Linked DNA regions of Homo sapiens: region 1 is linked to region 2. The links are chromatin loops, found by intact Hi-C in ENCODE. Cell type or tissue: left lung. All regions are shown on one strand.

What was found. Hi-C counts contacts between places; a loop is a spot of excess contacts. Peaks named below come from ENCODE experiments on the same cell type or tissue, not always from the same donor. Only the 100,000 strongest peaks of a DNase experiment are listed, where the experiment ranks them.
Region 1: a loop joins it to region 2, with 3 times the contacts of the local background. A loop is called at or near these places in 1 of 110 quality-filtered maps.

Annotation. Positions count from the first base shown.
Region 1 is chr10:117,572,107-117,577,106 of GRCh38, reverse strand. No RefSeq gene overlaps it. Among named protein-coding and RNA genes, the nearest start is that of EMX2, 32 kb to the right of the region's middle. In left lung, no CTCF peak of the experiment used is centred here; no DNase peak of the experiment used is centred here; H3K27me3 peaks cover 4,711 bases.
Region 2 is chr10:117,682,657-117,687,656 of GRCh38, reverse strand. No RefSeq gene overlaps it. Among named protein-coding and RNA genes, the nearest start is that of LINC02674, 50 kb to the left of the region's middle. In left lung, no CTCF peak of the experiment used is centred here; DNase peaks (open chromatin) are centred at 2,609 and 3,236; H3K27me3 peaks cover 2,618 bases.

The sequences.
Region 1 (5,000 bases), 110 kb after region 2:
ATTGACACAGGAATTGACAAATCTACAGGCCACATAAGATCACTAAAGAGGCCTGGACCTTGGGGACAGACCCATCTCAGGACTGGCAGCATGGCAGGGGAACCACAGATATCCAGTCTGGATGAGGGAGGGAATCTGGGTTTGAATTGCAGCTCTGCCACCTGCTAAGTGATCTTGGGATAAAAGATTTCATGTCTTTGACCCTCAGTGTTATCGTCTGTAAAACAGGGATGGTATCTATCTTATTTGAGGATTAAAGCATTCGCTTTACATACCTTAGTATGTAATAATACCTTTTACATACATTAGTATGTAATGATACCTGGTCTAGAGCATGTGCAGTAGTGGACTCTCAAAAATGATAGTTTTTGAATACAGATATATCTGTTATACACATGGCTATGTCCATATGTACATATATTGATATGAATCTGTATTATACATGTGTATTTATGTATATTTTCATGCATTCAGGTAAATGTGGTTGTATCACCATTCTATTGAACAACTTTCTCCAACACTGCTCATCCCAGCCTCAACTGTCCCTTCAAACCAGCTCTTCAGGTTGTTTTTTCCCTGCCCTGAGAATAAAATCTCTGGCAGGTCCCAGAGCTTTTCTGCTTTGCAGTCACTTTCAGTCCCAAGCATAGTCTCATTTCAGTAATTAAAATTTCAGGCCCAGAGTCATAATTACTAACTCCTTACTCTCCCCACAGTGTAGGAGCCCTCCCCAGCTCAGGCCAGCTTTAGCCAGGGAGGCCCAGGGGGGCCAAGGGCAACAGTGTGGTCTTCTCTCCACTTCCCAGTCTTGTGTATCTCCTCCTCTACTCCCCCGTACTCCCAGGCCTCCAGGTTTGGAAAAGAAGAGGAAGAAGAGGATTCAGATGTAATCTTGTGCCTTAACTGGCTACCATAGACGTTCAAAGTTCACTTTCTTGAGGGGTGCTTTTTCTGGGTTTCTCTAGAACTCTCCCTCTAGGAATTTCTCCTCCTGCTACTTCAGACACCCCAGCCCCTGGGCTTCCAGAGGTCCTCCCAACTCAGATGTTCTCAGTTGAGGTCACATTGTCTGACTAGCCAAAGTCGACTGTCTCCTGCAGATCTCCTTGGTTCATGGGAAGGCTCATTCACCCAGGCCCCCAATTCTAGGGAACATGGGTCAAGCTTTCTCAGTGGTCCTGCTTGAGCCTGTCTCCCTTGACTTGTGAGTGAGAAGGAAATACCACCTCCCAGGGTGGGGCAGGGCAGGGTGCAGGGAGCAGAAGGAGTTGTAAAATGGGGAAATGTACCACATTTCAACTAGCCCCTAAGTCCTCTGCCCTGACCTCTTTGCTTCAATCCTTTATAATCTTCTGGTAGGTGTCCTTTTAGCATCTTATTACACGTAAAATACCAAAGAAAGAAGGGATTGCCTTTGCCGCCTGCACGCCTGCGTCGTCCCATACTTACTACAGTTCCAGCTCAGGGGAAGTACTCAGAAAGCATTGGTTGAGTGGATGAATGAATACAAACCTCCAACCTAGGCTGGCAATTTATTTACTCTAGTTAACAAACATGTAATACTAGTTTGCCACCTGCCAGAATCTGTTCTAAGTGCCTTACAAGTATTACTACTTAGTCCTCATAACAACACTTTAAGAGGTGGATGTTATGGCCAACCCCATGTTACAGATGACAGAGGCTTAGACAGGTTAAGTCTGGCTCCAGGGTTTGTGCTCTTTACCCCTACCTCACCATCAGCATCCCCATGGCTTGAGAGTGTGTTCCAAATGCAAATTATCAGAAACCCCTGGATGCACCCACCCAACAAGAGGGTCAGCACTTCATTTTTCGCAAGCTCTTCTGCTGATTCAGGTGCTTGCTCTGTGTGAAACACACTGGTCCATACCTGCTGCCTCTCAAACGTATCCAATTATAAGAATTACCTGTGGTCTTGTTAAGACTATAGCTTCTTAGATGCCCCACCCCACCTAATGAATCAGACTGCAGAGTAGGGGCAGGGAGAACCTCAGAATCAGTATCTTTTAATTTTCTACTGGGCAAGTTTTTGAAACATTCATCCAAGCTATTCACATTTTGACTCTGCACTGGAAGAAAACTGGGATGAGATACCATAAAGAGCATGGTTGTGGGTGTGCAGGTGGGTGGGTGCATCTGGAGGATGGCAGGTTTATCTTTCCTGAAAAATTGAGTCAAACACAGCAGCTGTTCCATCCCGAAGCTTAGAGGACAGCAGATCACAAGAGAAATCGCAGGTATAAATCTCCCTCCCCTCAAAGGCGGACACCGATGTTTGTACATTGTTCGCAGCTTCCTAATCAGAAGGACAGATTCCACCTCCTGCAGGAATGTTAATGCCACCTCCGTCAGATATTTGCAGCTCAGCCTCAGAAGTCCGGTGCTCCAGGCAAAAGTTTGCCTTTATTGCTGTCTCTTTGAGAAGCCTGAGATCGTCCTTGCCAGGGATTTCCTGTAATAAATACTTTTGTCGTCTTGACTAAAGAAGTTGTTGATCTGAAACACCTTGGGCTGAAATATTACCTCTGCCTACTCCTTCACTGTAACCCGGCCCCTTCACAGTCACCCGGACTGTTGCAGTGTTGGGTTTGTGGGAGGCTGAAAAGACAAGGAGCAGGCCAGGAAGGGACCGAATCACCCACGAAAAGTGCCATGCCACCCGCCCCAAAACCCCTGGTTCCCAACTGCTGCTGAAAATCAAAAGGGAACAATGAAAAAAGGAGTTGGGTATAAGTTGGCACAATTTTAAATATCTTAGTGTTTATTTATTTATTTTTAGAGACAATGTCTCACTCTGTTGCCCAGGCTAGAGTGCAGTGGTGCAATCACAGCTCACTGCAGCCTCCAACTCCAGGTCTCAGGTGATCCTCCCACCTCAGCCTCCTCAGTTGCTGGGACTACAGGTGTCCACCACCATCCATGCCTGGCTAATTTTTTTTTTTTCTTGTAGAGACAGAGTCTTGCTATGTTGCCCAGGCTGGTCTCAAACTCCTGGATTCAAGAGAATCCCAAAGTGCTAGGATTACAGGATTGAGCTACCTCACCCAGTCTGGCAGAATTTTTAAAGTTAATATTGTAAAATAAAAGGATAAGTCCAGACATGTAACTTTTAACCCAGCTTTTCACTTATAATGTACTCTGGAATATTTATGATGCTCAACCTGTCCAAAACAATCTGCCAGACTGGGCCTTCCAGGCCAAAGGGTTTACATTCTACTCCACCACCATTTACCAGCCAGTGTGCCCTTGAGTGAGTCTTTAAACCTCCTTGGATAATTTATCTGTAAAGTAATAGAAGTCACACCTTGTTCAGCTGACCTCACGGGTTGTTGGGAGGATTATATGGGAAGATGGCTCTGAAAAGCACTTTGTAAATGCCCTCTCCGTGTGAAGGGTTATTATGGTATAAGAGCAAAAGTGGGTCCTGGGCAGATGCCAGACCACTAAGTATCAGACATGGAGGAAGGAGGTGGGTGGACAGTGCGATATCCCAGGGTGGGTGGTGAAAGATATCTACTCTGTGTGAACGATTGACTTTCACGATGTAATCCATGTCCTCAACTTGGGGATATGAGGATGTGAGATATCACTCATTGAGTGAGGGCCAAACAGAACCAAGGAATCACTCCTCTTCCCAGACATTGTAAAAGTCAAGACCTGACCCTTAAAATCCAACTCTGGAAGTGGAGATGTTAGAGACACAAGAGGTAACTTGCAGTGGTCTGACAGCCAATTGTAGGCATCTCTTCCCAACTCCACCTCCAGTGACATGTTATTCATGACACTAGTCATGAATCAGCCATGGTGGTGTATTTACACCACAGAAACTGCCAAACACTATAAGTCAGGGTACTGCACAGACAGAATGTAACTGTCGGGATGCAGAGATCGCTGCAAAAGATGAAAAGGGAAGACAGAAAAACTCCTCCTCCGCTCAGGAGAGGGTGTACTATTCAATCATTACACGTCTGATTGATCCAGGCAGACCACACAGAAGAGAGCATTTCATAAACCAATTTACAATAAGAGATTGCCGTCTCTCTGTGTAGCATTGGTGCAAACTCCACTCCCCTAACACACATGCTGTCAGTACCACCAATTCCAGGTACCACCACCTCCAGGCAGTCTTCCCTGATAATCCTCATCTTACTCTGCAAAAAGTTGCAGCATCCTCTCAGTTCCCACGCACACAGTGGAAGGTGATTCTTCAGAGCTCAGGCTTTTGGAGTTAGAATGCTCAAATTACAAATCCCATTTTGACCACTTCCTAGTATTTATGGGAAAGCCACTTAACCCATCTGTGAAATGAAGCTAAAATACTCTAAAGTCATCATGAATTGTTACGAGAAGATAAATGGGTTGAGTACTCAACATTGTACCTGGCACATAGTAAGTGCTTGATAAACACTAGTCATCAAGACACCCACTCCTTTGGATGACCATTTCACTCCTCAAACAGGCAAAAGTTGCATCTCTCCACTTGGACTGAAGTTTCCTGAGGATAAAGACCTTCTCTTCTTCATTTGTCAGGCCTTAAAGGGTCCAACATATAGGAAGTCCTCAGGAAATCCATGTTAATTTAAATGGAATTGAAAGCAGGTATGTTTCCCTTCTTTCTACAGCCTCTGTACCCAAAGATTGGATGAACCAGTGGCAAGAAAATGCCAGGTGGAAACATCCCAACAGACAGTCCATGAGCGATGGTGGAACTCTGTGCTGCACCACCCACATGCCTCGCAGCTGAGTCCTTCTCCAGAACTTTCCTTCACCTGGAGGAAGGTGCCTAGTTCAAGGTTACCCCCCTCCCTGGGGCAGCTAGCATCCAAGGACTGGTCCAAGCAGGAGTACAAAGACCCAGTCCCCAGCCTCATTCAGGTCATCTCTGAAAGGCCATCCCAGCTCCAGGGTCCCATGGGGTCTGCAACTGAATCACAGCCCAACATCTCCCTCCACCCCATCCTCCTTCCCTGATTTGTTTGTAG
Region 2 (5,000 bases):
CATTATCATATATTATTATTTGTATTATTGTTATTAATCCAATAGTCAGTAGTCTGCCTGAGCCAACTCACCCAGAAATGCCACCAAAATCCTTTGGAAAAAGTGGGTCAATTTATGGAATGTCTCATGTCCAAAGATGAAACACTTCTCCAGCATTAACTTACTCATCTGCAAGTGCCCCTGTCAGGATCTTGGAAGCCTGGAGGAGTGAGGGGTCTGGGTTGCTCATGTGAGTTTAACATGGACTACCTCCCATCCTAACCAACATGGAAATACCAGCATCTACATTCTCAGCCAACGAGTGCACACAGAAATAAAAAATGGAAGACAAGGGAGTTCTGTGTCCAGCTGAATCCTGAACTGGACTGGATTAGGATGTGCTACTTGACAAGCCCAGCTCATATCATAGTGGGCCATGGTTGCCAGGGGTCCTGAGTGGGCAGAAATGCATATCCCCACATCTGCATTTCAAGGAGAGCGCCTTTAGGAAGGAGATGGCTCAGAGGCAGCCCTGGGGTGAAATCTTGTAAACAGGGCTCCATTTAACTCTCTCTTGGGTGTTCCCCAGGAACAGCCTCTCCGAGCCCCTTGGGATGGAAGGATGCTTCTTCTAAAGGCATGAAACAGGGACTCCAGAGCAGAAGCTATGGCAAGGAGCTTGCAAATTGAGATAGCTGTGCCAAGAAAGATTCTCAACTACTAACTGCTGTCATTGCCCAGGTCCTGGTTGGGATGGCTGGGGAGGAAGCAGAGGCCGATTGTCAGACACATGTGGGGTCCTGTCCCACTGTTCCTCCTTCAGTGATCTTGATGAGAAAGGATCCTGCCACTCTAGCCATGAGGGTGGGATCATACCCAGCGTCGACCAATCACAGTAGAGCACCTCCTACAAACAGGTTAGGTTCGTCCTGGAAATGGCCCATGACTCAAGGTGAGATGGTCAGAGATCTTCATTTTTTCCAAGCCAGGAGGAGAGGGGTAATAGCTTTCCTTCCTTAGATAACAAATCCTGTGTTTATGTCTCTAGAGCTGCTGGGAGCCACAAAGATGGATGACAGCACGAGGCAGCACAGACACATCCATGGAGAGGTGGAGAGAGAATCGGCCACCGTCCCCAGCAGCGATCCTCCTCATCCTCCCAGTGACCTAAGCCAATTGACATATTGTTTGCTTAAACCTATTTGAGTTGGGTTTCTGTCATTTGCAAATAAAAGAGTTCTGAGTAATACAGCAACCCAAGTCTAATAAGGCAATGCTGCAGCTGGGTGTGGCATCAGTGGGCACAGGACGCCCAAGGCTCATAGACCAATAGCCCTGTAAGAGTCCTTGGTCATCGTCTAAGCCAGTGTTCCCCAAGGACCATCACCATTTTCCAAAGATGGGAAGATGGTTTGACCCAAAGCAAGAACCAGACCCATCTGACCTTAGAGATCCATCACCCCTTGGAGACCCATCTCTCCTTGGAGACCCATCTGCCTTACCAGCCTGCTGGATGGAACCTTTGTGCCAGCCAATCCTTGGGTTCCTAAGGGAGAACATTAAAGAGAAGAAAACATCAAGCTCGGAGCTGGGCTGAGGAAGGCTATAAAAGCCCATAGAGTAAGTGAATCCGGGGAAGGCAAGCTAACTCTGTCCAGAAAGAGACAAGAGAAACAAGCTCCTGAAGGAACAACATGGAAATAGAGGGGGAAAGGAGTGTCAGGGATCCGGGAAGACATGCCAATAAGGGGAAGATAGAAGTCAAGGGCAATGTGGAGGAAGATTGACTTGGGAACCGGAGCCGTAGAGGTCAGCCTTTCAGGGCCCTGCCCTACATGCCTGGGCTCTCTGCAGGACAGCAGCTCTATCTGGTCACCTGCCAGCCTCTGTCCCCCAACCAGCTGTATATCTGGAAGAAAGGTGCATGTATGCACATGTGTGTACACATTCATGTGCACATGTGAGTACATCCATGCCCAGGAACTGAGGGGTAACTGAGATGGGGTCCCTGGATGACCTGCTATTCCACAGGTGTGCACGTGTGTGGCATGTGTGGTAGGGAGCAGGATTTTTGTGAATGAGTGTGTGTTGACAGGGCATGGGTGTCTGTGGACAGAGTAGAGTGGGGCACACGAGTGAGAAGTATTTGAAGAGTCTGAGAAAGTGGGGTAAAGGTGGTGAGAGTCTGTGGGAACACTGGTGTGTGTGTGTGTGTGTGTGTGTGTGTGTGTATGTGCGCACATCCTTAGACATGACAGGTCGGGGGACTGCAACCCACCGGGTGCAGGAGCAGATCTGCCTGGTGTGCCTGGGCTGGGGAATGTGAGTGAGGGGTCTGTAGGGCATGCAGCTCCCCGGAGAGTCATCTCCTTGGGGCTGTCCCTAAAAGCCCCCCCAGGTGAGGCAGCAAGGAGCCCCACACGTCACTCCCCACATAAAACCTGAGCCCAGAGGTCACCAGGAAGGGCCGTGGCAGGCGGGCACACTCAAGCCCCTCCCCAGCCTGGCAGGCAGGAGTGAGGAGTCCTGCCAAGAGAAGCAAGACCGGTTTCCTCACCCCGGTGTGTGTGCCAGCGCCCCCGTGTCTGGCCTGGGGGCTGGGGAATGAAGTTGTTGGGAGAGACTCTCTAATTTGCTCTTCCAGTCCTCGGGCACCTTTGGGACACACAGGAGAGGCTCGGGGGGAGCAAACCCCGTGGGGTGGTGCTGCCTGCTGGGGGCTCTCTCCCGGGACTGCTGAGCTGCCCGGTGGACCCTCAAGGGGGCAGCCAAACCATACACAGTGCCTAAGAACCAAGGGCCGTGGGCTCGTGGAAATGACTGCCCCAAGGATGGGCCACACCCATGACCCTGGCAGGTTGCCAGCCCTGCAAGGAGAGTGTGGGAATTGCTGGAGTCTGCCGAGCCCATTTCAGGAAGGCCAGAATCAGCCGGAAATCGGGGCTATTCTTGTTTAGGCTGAGGGGCTGGGTACCCAGGCATCTTGTGGGTGTGGACTTAGAACAGGCCTGGCCTGAGCCACATCTTGACTTCTAAATCTGCTTTGTGCTCAACACCCGCACGCCAAGCTGCCTGGAATATCTGTCGTTTCTGGCTGTCCATTTCCTTTCCCCACCCCAGACTCCCCTACCGTGGACCTTTCCCACCCAAACGGAAGGACACACATCATCCTGCAGTGGGTACGTCTTATCCCCCGCCCTGGAATTCACAGGGTCGGCAGCCGCCGGGAGGGGCTGCGCCACTTTCACAGGAAGGCGGCTGGGGGAGATCCCCTCATCTCCCCAGCTCCGTGCGTGACCCACGCCCGGGTTCCTTCCTCGCTCACGGATGGTGAAATCACAGTCTCGATCTGGACCTGCTCATGCCATAAGATAAATTGTCAAAATGTTTTGATCTAATTGGGTCTTTTTCAAGTCAGCTGAAAACCATCGAGCGGGGAGCCAGATGGAGCCGGTGATTAATGAGGGACATTTGGTTGCTTCTCCACATCCATCCTGGAGCCCAGTCTGGGCAAGGGTGTTCTAATCCTCTGCCAGGAATGGGTATGCAGGCGGATCACTGAGGCCGGCGCTCCAGCGCAGGAGACCCCTCCTTGCTTCCAAGGGCTGCAAAATGAGGCCTTTTCCCCATGAGGCTCCAGAATCTCTGGTCCGGGGGAGGCTGCCCCTGAACAGGTCCCAGGCTGGGAGGAGACCACCTTCTCCCCACCAAGGAGTCCCAGCCCTGTTGGGGGCCAGGCATGATGTTGCCATGTTCCAGCAGGAGTGAGTGTATTGCGCCAAACCCCTATTAACCTCAGTAGGGAAGGCATCAGGTTCAAGAGACCCAAGAAGAGATCCAGAGCCAACAAATAAGACAAGAGGTTTCATTAGGGGGTGACAGGGGCGAGAGCCCAGTGGCGGTGGGTTGGACAAGGTATCTACCTTTCTATACCCCAGTGGCAGTGGGCTGGGTGGGAAAACCACTCCCAAACAGCATGCAGTTTCTATAGCATTTTCTCTTAACACCTTCCCCTCGAAAACCTCCACCTGGCAATCTTCATCCAACCCAAAACTCAGGGCCTCGATCCCCTATACGGCCCATGTTCTATAGAACAGGCCAGGGGCTCAGATGCTCCTCATAGATAAGGAATGAACCACCAGGCTGGCCACTCGCAGATTCCCTAGCTTGGAACACACATTCAGGTATGTCTGCCATAGAGGGTCATTTGAAGAGTATGCTTAAGTTATTGCTGTCAGGTGCTTTTACCCTGGGGTCCGGGGTGACAAGAGGATGGGTTTCTGTGAGCCCACGGGGAGCACTGGCTGCCCCTGGTCCTGGCCCACTCACTGCACACAGCCCCTCCATCAGACTGGGTTCAGGGGCTCTGAGGCTCAGCCTGAGAAGCAGCCCCCTTCTCTCTGTCTGAAAGGCATCCTGCTCTGGGGTGGAGGAGTTGAGGGGATTCAGGAGAAGTTTGCTTCTCCTACACAGGGGAATGGCCTCCTGGGCACTCTTGTAGAGCTTGGCTGCTAGTCCAGGCCAGGCCTCCTACTTGCTGTGTGACCTTCAGTGAGCTCTGCCTCTCTCTGGGCTCCTGGTATTTCATGGGTAGAATGCAGGTGGGGTTCCACCCTCTGGTTCTCTGACTGTGGCTAGATATGTATTCTCCACTCTAGCTGCAAGTTGAAATTGGCTGGAGAGCATTTTAACAACACCGAGGCCAGGGTCCACCCCCAGCAGCTGAAAGAACCTCTGGGGGTGGGCCCCAGGCAGGGGTAGTTCTCAAAAGTCCTCTGATTATTCTAATGTACAGCCCAAGTATAGAGTCCATGAACTAGGGGGACGTCATATCTGCAGCAGCCCAGATGAGCATCCCCAATGATGTGCTGAGCGTGGAGTGAGCCCTGATTTTCTCATCTGGAGATCAGGGTTGTTCAAATCAGCCCTGCAGAATGTTTAGGGGATCTAAAGGCAAGAGGAATCTGATAATGCATTGAATGGTTCCTTGAAAGAGAGGGGAAGATGCACCATTCATGGCT